Regions from separate parts of the Homo sapiens genome. Here region 2 is linked to region 1. A link is a contact called in ENCODE Hi-C or POLR2A ChIA-PET data. All regions are on one chromosome and are shown on one strand. Each heading gives the region's core, a stretch centred on a gene start or an enhancer-like site at or near the end of the contact. The rest is flanking DNA. Distances are from core to core; before and after follow the strand shown.

Region 1 (3,412 bases), core at 518-3,017:
ATCAGTATATCATTTGTTCATTCATTAATTCAATCAATAAACACTGTTTGCCAAGCACCAGGAATACCAAGAAGAATGGGTCACGGTCTGTACCTGCAAGAAGCATGGTCTAGTTCTCTAATCCATATCATTCAATCTGACAATAACTGAAAGAGAAGAAACTGGAACTCAGTAAGTTTAAACAACTTGTCCCATGACAGAGGCAGCATTTATGCTGAAGTCTATGAGACTCCAAACTCTATTCTTGCTCCACTGTCTCCTTCTTGTTGCCGAATAAAACATTCTTACACTATTTAGAGTGTGATGGTGGGAACTGAAATGTCAGTAAAATACTCAATATTCAAATGCCATGATGGATAGTCTAAAATGCTTTTTTTTTTCTTTCTGTTTGTCTATTGCTTAAACAAAAGATGCCTACTGAGGGTTCTTTGCCTTCATCACAAACTAGGAAAAGAGACAAAACTATATTTTTTGCTGAGTAATGTCGTAGTCATTTGTTGTTGCTGGTTTTCACTGGAGTCCTAACTGAGCAAGCCGTAACACTGACACACAGATTCAGTCAGGGCTGATTGTCTTCAACACTGTGCTAGCTGATGTCCTTGAATGTAACGCAGCTCACATCTTCACAGTACATCTCTCCCCCTGAGGATTCTTAGTACTAACTCCTATTATCTATGCATAAATGCTGATGCTAGATCAGGACAAGCATTTAGTTATACTGCAGGGGCACTTTGAATGAATGACCTGGGGCTTGGCTGAAGACCAAGTCCATTGGAAACTCCCCTCTAAGCTGTGCATTTTTAGGCTGTGGTCATCGTTGGGATTTCCCCCCAAAAACTTCTCTGTCATGGCAGAAATGTAACAGCCCCCATTTTAGAATAGTATACAAGCCTGGATCTCAAAGTAAGTATGAAATGATTTGCTTTACATCTTGATGGTTCTATTCTTCTTAAATCCTTCCTCATTCTTAAATGTTTTTCTATTTGCATATTCTTAAATCTTTTCTTATTTGCATATTGAAGTCTTCTTGTAAAAGTGTCTGCTTTTCCCCAAAAATGATACACTCAACATTTCCTGACAGTCTATGTCCCATAGAATTCTAGGTACTTTTGGTTTATTATAACCAAGACTAAAGAGAAAGTTTCCAAATAGCATCTGACAGGCTTCTAAAGTCATAAGAGTTACAGACTAAATGTTTAGTCAAATACAATGATACAATTCATGTTTCTAGCAAGCTGTCTCTTGGTTAAAAAGCTGGACTAAATTTATATATAGAGAGAGAGCCACAAAAAAGCCATACTCAGAAACAACGGATCATGCATATTTAAGTTGTTGGTAGAAGCACTAGATGACTGGATTCTATCTGTTGCTCGGTATAATAAAATTTTAGGCCTTGGAAATGGTTCCAGGAATGGCAGACTGTTACGAAAAAGAAAAAGATCCTCACTGGTAGAAGTGTATCAAACTATCTAAATTATTCAAATTGTTTTATTTTTCCAAATAGACCTACTACCTCTAAGTATACTAGAAGACCAGAAGTATATTCAGAAATTACTGGTCAAAAACTATCTGTGACCCAGATACTGTTTGGATTTGCATGAGATGTTTCCAAAGCAGTCCGGGAAAGCCCACAAATTCAAAGCAGCCTCTTTATCCTCACCCCATTTCTGCTGAGTCCAAGAACCTTATTTCATTTCCTGCATGGTAGGCATTTTTTAGGGACTAGGTAAGCCATGACATCTGCACTGCTTTCTGAGTCATTGTCGTGAAATGATACATGCTTGGGTGTAGTGCGGCTACTTGGTTCCCAGAGAAAACAAACAAACAGAAGTCAGCTAGGAACTTGAGTCTTGCTAAAAACAAAGACAACATACAATTCCAAATTTTTAATTTATTTTTTAAAAACAGAGCCTTTGGCTTTCAAGTTTCCAAATGATATTTTCTAACCCTGGGAAAATATTTTAAATGAGATCTTTAGCTCTGCATGCCTCATTTCAGACCATTCCAATTTGTCAAAGGGGACTGGTCAGGCATCTTCTAAGCAGGTCTGTCTTTGGAAGATTAAGGCGTAAACCTCTGATTATGATAGACCAGGGGGGCACATATTCATGTAAAATTCCCTTCATTAGGATAGCTTGAAAAATAATTTCATCATTTTGTTATCTAGAAAAGGGTAAATATTTCATCTATTAACTGTCATACATAATTGTGAGCTAAGTCCTAAAGAGTTATAAAGATGAATAAGATATAGTCCCTGTCCTCACAAAAGTTAAGAGTATGGTGGCTGGGGGCAGGCGCTCACGCCTGTAATCCCAGCACTTTGGGAGGCCGAGGCAGGCGGATCACCTGAGGTCAGAAGTTCGAGACCAGCCTGGCTAACATGGTGAAACCCCATCTCCACTAAAAACACAAAAAAATCAGCTGGGCGTGGTGGCACGTGCCTGTAGTCTCAGCTACTCAGGAGGCTGAGGCAGGAGAATCACTTGAACCCGGGAGGCGGAGCTTGCAGTGAGCGGAGATCACGCCGTTGCACTGCAGCCTAGGTAACAAGAGCAAAACTCCATCTCAAAAAAAAAATAGTAAGGCGTATGAAGATGAGGATGAGGCATGAATACAGAAGTCCGTAACATTAGTAAATTATGAAATTGTAAATATAGTACATAGAGATTTCAGAGGTAGACAAAGAAAATAACGTAAGTTAAGTCTCCTATTAGAGGAGAGTAGAACGTATGTAAGGATCTTTTTCAGATTTCTTAAATCTTTGAAGGAAGAAATAGGAGCTAGAAGTATTACTGGGAAATTACTGAACAACAAGAACAAAAATTCAAGTAAATAACTAGTCCTTCATACCAACATCTCCTGTGAGGAACAAAATTTAGTAGAAAACTTTTATCAAGTGCTTATATTATGCTAGGCATTCATATCCTAGTACCATTTGCTTTATTTTTAAGATGAACTGATGAGAGATCAAGTGACTTACCCAAAGTAACACACGTAAAAAATGGTAGAGTCAGGATTAGAAGCAAAGCCCAGCTAGCTTTAACCATGCAGTCTTGCATAAGCAAAGGTTGAGGAGGAGAGGAAAACACGAGGCATGCAAAACGATTTAAGAATTAATAGCAATCTTAGGCTAGGTTATTCTGTGGTAACAAAAAGCCCTCAAGTCTTAGTGATTTATGAAAACAAAGGTCATTCCTTGTTCACATTGCATGTTGGCTGCAGGTCTGCTGGGGCTGTCTGGAGTTCTCTTCACTCTGGAGTCCAGGGTGAAGGAACTACTCCATCTTGGACACTGCTATGGCATGACAAAAGGGAAAGCCCCTTAAAGCTTCTGCTGGGAAGTGGAAAGTTATCACTTTTGCCCTCATTTTGTTAGCCAAAGTTAGTCACATGGGCAAGCCTGATGTCCATG
Region 2 (3,412 bases), core at 354-2,853, 91 kb after region 1:
AATTAGGTGGGCATGATGGCAGGTGCCTGTAATCCCAGCTACTCGGGAGGCTGGGGCAGAAGGATCGCTTGAACCTGGGAGGTGGAGGTTGCAGTGAGCCGAGATCGTGCCATTGCACTCCAGCCTGGGTGACAGAGCGAGAGTCAAAAAACAAAAAAAAATGGAAATTTGGGGCCATTAGAAAGGAATGTTTACTTAATAATTATAACATAGCAATGTTATTTAACTGCTCTTTTTAGTAATATGTAATTTATTCACACAAAGGATACCTTGGTTTGCCTGTATTTTTTGGTCAGTTTAGGCTGTTATAACAAATACATCCTCAACTGGGTGGTTTAAACAACAGATATTTATTTCTTACAGTTCTGGAGACTGGGAAATCCAAGATCAAAGTGCTAGCAGATCCTTTGTCTGGTGAGGGCTTGCTTCCTGGTTAGCAGATGGCCACCTTCTCATTGTATTGCCACATAGAGAGCAGAGAGGAAGGAAATTCTTTGGCATCTTTTATAAGGGCACTAGCCCCATTCATGAGGGCTCCTCCCTCAAATCTTAAATACTCCTGCCTTAGTCTATTGTGCATTGCTATAAGGGAATACCTGAGCCTGGGTAATTTAGAAAGAAATGAGGTTTATTTGGCCCACGGTTCTGCAGGCTGTACAAGAAACATGGCACCAGCATCTGCTTCTGGTGAGGGCTTCAGGGAACTACCATTCATGGCAGAAGAAAGGGAGCAGGCATTAGAGGGAGGAAGAGAGAAGGGAGGAAACCATTAGGCTGTTTGTAACAATCAGTTCTTGTGGGGAATTTATAGAATGAGAACTCACTCATTACCATGAGAATGGCCACCCCCAAGCCATTCATGAGGGATCTGATTTCCTGATCCAAACTCCTCCCATCAGGCCCCACCTGCAACACCTCCAATACTACCAATATTGGAAATCAAATTTCAACATGATGTTTAGAGGGAACTAATATTCAAACTGTATCACCTCCCATTGGCCCCACCTTCAAATACCATCACACTGGGGATAAGGCTTTAACATAGGAATTTTGGGAGACAGAAACACTCAGTCCATAGCACTACAGTTGTTATTAAGTATAATGTATTGAAATACCTATTTAGAGCATGTGAATGAATTGTAATCAAAAGTTTAGATCGCTATTAGGGCTAACTCACCTCTCTCTCTTTTTGTCTTTCAGTTGCAGGAAAATTTTCATCTGTTTTACTACTTAAATATAACTTTCAGGAGATTTTTAAAAACCTAAGTCCTATTTCTCCTGTGGAAGTGTTAAAAATCCTAAGAAGCTTTCTTGAGATAAAGTTTGTCCCCTTTCAATTATTAAATGTGCTTTTCTCTTATCTGTGAATTTCACCTTCAGTTTACTGGCAACTGCTTTTTTGTGTTAGGATCATAGAATTATGATTAACTCCTTGCAATCTGGCTTTTGTCCCACCTCTGTACTGGAACTGCACTCGTGAAGGTCACTGGTGACCACATCTAGCCAAATGTAGAGGGTTATTTTTCTCAGTTCTCAATCTCCTTGACATGCTAATGTCACATGACCTTGGCTTTTCAGCTACATGAGCACTTTCCTTTGAAGTCTCTGCTGCCTACTCTTCTTCCTGTAATACCTGTCTCTGAGGTGTTAGGGTGGGTTTGTACTTTTCCTTTGCTAGGCGTTTACTTATTCCATTTTGAATCTTATAATAACTTTAGTTCTTCTTGTTTAGCATTTGTATCACAGATAAATCATAATTCTCACACTCTGATGGGTATTGCCGGTGATTCTCAGAGTTCTATTTCACATCATTGCCTATCACCTAAACTCTAGTCCTGCACTTTCATCTTAGAATAGATCCCAAATCATCTCCTTCAGATTATTTTTTTTTCCTCTAAATATCTGCATTTCTTTTAAAGAAGCATTCTCTTAATACCTTGACATTTTTAGTGTGGTGTCCTTTATGCTGTGTCCCTTACCTTCCAATACCTCTAATGTCCTTGAGCCTTTCCTGAAAATGTTTCCTAAAATTGCCCCATGTTCTTCATTTCTTTCTTTTCCCCAAAGTACTTTATAGTTTGTGAAACACTTACAAATGTATTTTTTTCTTGATTTAAAATAACCCATACAACAAATTTGTGAAGTAGGAAGGTCAGAGTTTATTAAATAAGTCTGCAGATGGGGACATATGTACCGAAAGTAGTAGTGACTTGCCTGAGTTATCATTGCTGGTTAAGGGTAAAGCCATTACTAAGGCCAAGGTAAAGTGAATTTAAGATTATACCTGTGCCCAAAGCAAGTGACTGTTGCAGTTTCCTCTTAAGAGATGTTTCAACTTCCAGTCCTCCTTTAATTCACTTTACTTACATTGCTAGATTAATGTTTGTAAAACCAATCACAGTAGCAGCTACTATCGATTGGTACAATGTCTCAGTCACTGATCTAGATATCATCTAATCTTCAAAACTACCATGCAAAGTAGATATTGTTGTATCTATAGGTAAAGAAAATTTTATGGATAAGGAAATTGAGGCTTACAGAAGTTAAATAACTTGCTAGTCATTAAGTGTGATGGGGCTGTGGGGTAGTGATTTCCACCCTGGCTCCCAAGCTCTGATTCTTTTTTACAACCACTTTTTGCCATTTTTCAAATTCTGGATGTTACCCCTCTTTCTAAGAACTTACTATTTCTTCATTTTGCTACTTAATCCTATTTACACCCCTTTATTAACCTTCTAGTATCTTCAGTAATTTGTTCATAAGTTTCCTTTCCATCATTTTCTCCAGTAACCCTCCACAGTGAACTCTGCTCTTGACCTTGTTCTCTTCTCACAATGACCTCATCTAGTCCTACTTTCTCACTTTCTTAGCTGGTTATTTTCTCCCTTTATAGAATTATTTCACCTCAAATTCTTTACGTATTCCAGCTCTTTACCTTCTACTTCTCAACTCTTAGTGAGCACTTAGAGCATACAGGGTGCCATGGTAGGAGCTGTGAATATAGATGAATGTGTGGGCCTTGTTGGAGAGGTGAGCAGTTGATGGAAGGAGTCAAACTGGATTCTCCACTCTGATTTGAGAGTGCTGGCAGAGGGTGGTGTGCCTAGGTTGCTAGGGATGTGATTAATTTTACCTGAGTAACTGAGGAAGATGTGAGTAAGAATGGACATTTGAGCTGTAACCTTAAAGGAAGAGGAGGAGGTCCTCAGTTAGAGAAGGGGTGGGAGGAGGGCATTCTTATTTTTTTATTTTTATTTTTTTGTTGAGACGGAGTCTCGCCCTGTTGCCAGGCTGGAGTGCAATGGTGTGATCTCGGCTCACTGCAACCTCCGCCTCCCGGGTTCAAGGGATTCTCTTGCTCAGCCTCCCGAGTAGCTGGAATTACAGGTGCGTGCCACCACCCCCGGCTAAT

Evidence for each region. Hi-C counts contacts between places; a loop is a spot of excess contacts on that map. ChIA-PET counts read pairs that join two places held with the same protein, here RNA polymerase II (POLR2A). Pooled maps may share reads with other maps.
Region 2: a pooled map shows a loop between it and region 1 (3-fold over the local background). The contact joins two enhancer-like sites. A Hi-C loop is called at or near these places in 5 of 50 pooled maps. POLR2A ChIA-PET finds 5 or more read pairs at or near these places in 5 of 52 experiments (CD8-positive, alpha-beta T cell, PC-9, T-cell and 2 more).

What each region holds. Positions count from the first base shown.
Region 1 is chr2:144,356,471-144,359,882 of GRCh38, reverse strand. No RefSeq gene overlaps it. Among named protein-coding and RNA genes, the nearest start is that of QTMAN, 26 kb to the right of the region's middle. RefSeq lists an enhancer at 2,398-2,911. Within about 2 kb of position 1,767, at least 9 of the 41 ENCODE cell types and tissues checked have a DNase peak (open chromatin) inside an H3K27ac peak, as active enhancers do.
Region 2 is chr2:144,265,547-144,268,958 of GRCh38, reverse strand. All of the region lies in intron 1 of QTMAN (queuosine-tRNA mannosyltransferase), which reads left to right. Among named protein-coding and RNA genes, the nearest start is that of QTMAN, 65 kb to the left of the region's middle. RefSeq lists an enhancer at 298-1,080. Within about 2 kb of position 1,603, at least 2 of the 41 ENCODE cell types and tissues checked have a DNase peak (open chromatin) inside an H3K27ac peak, as active enhancers do.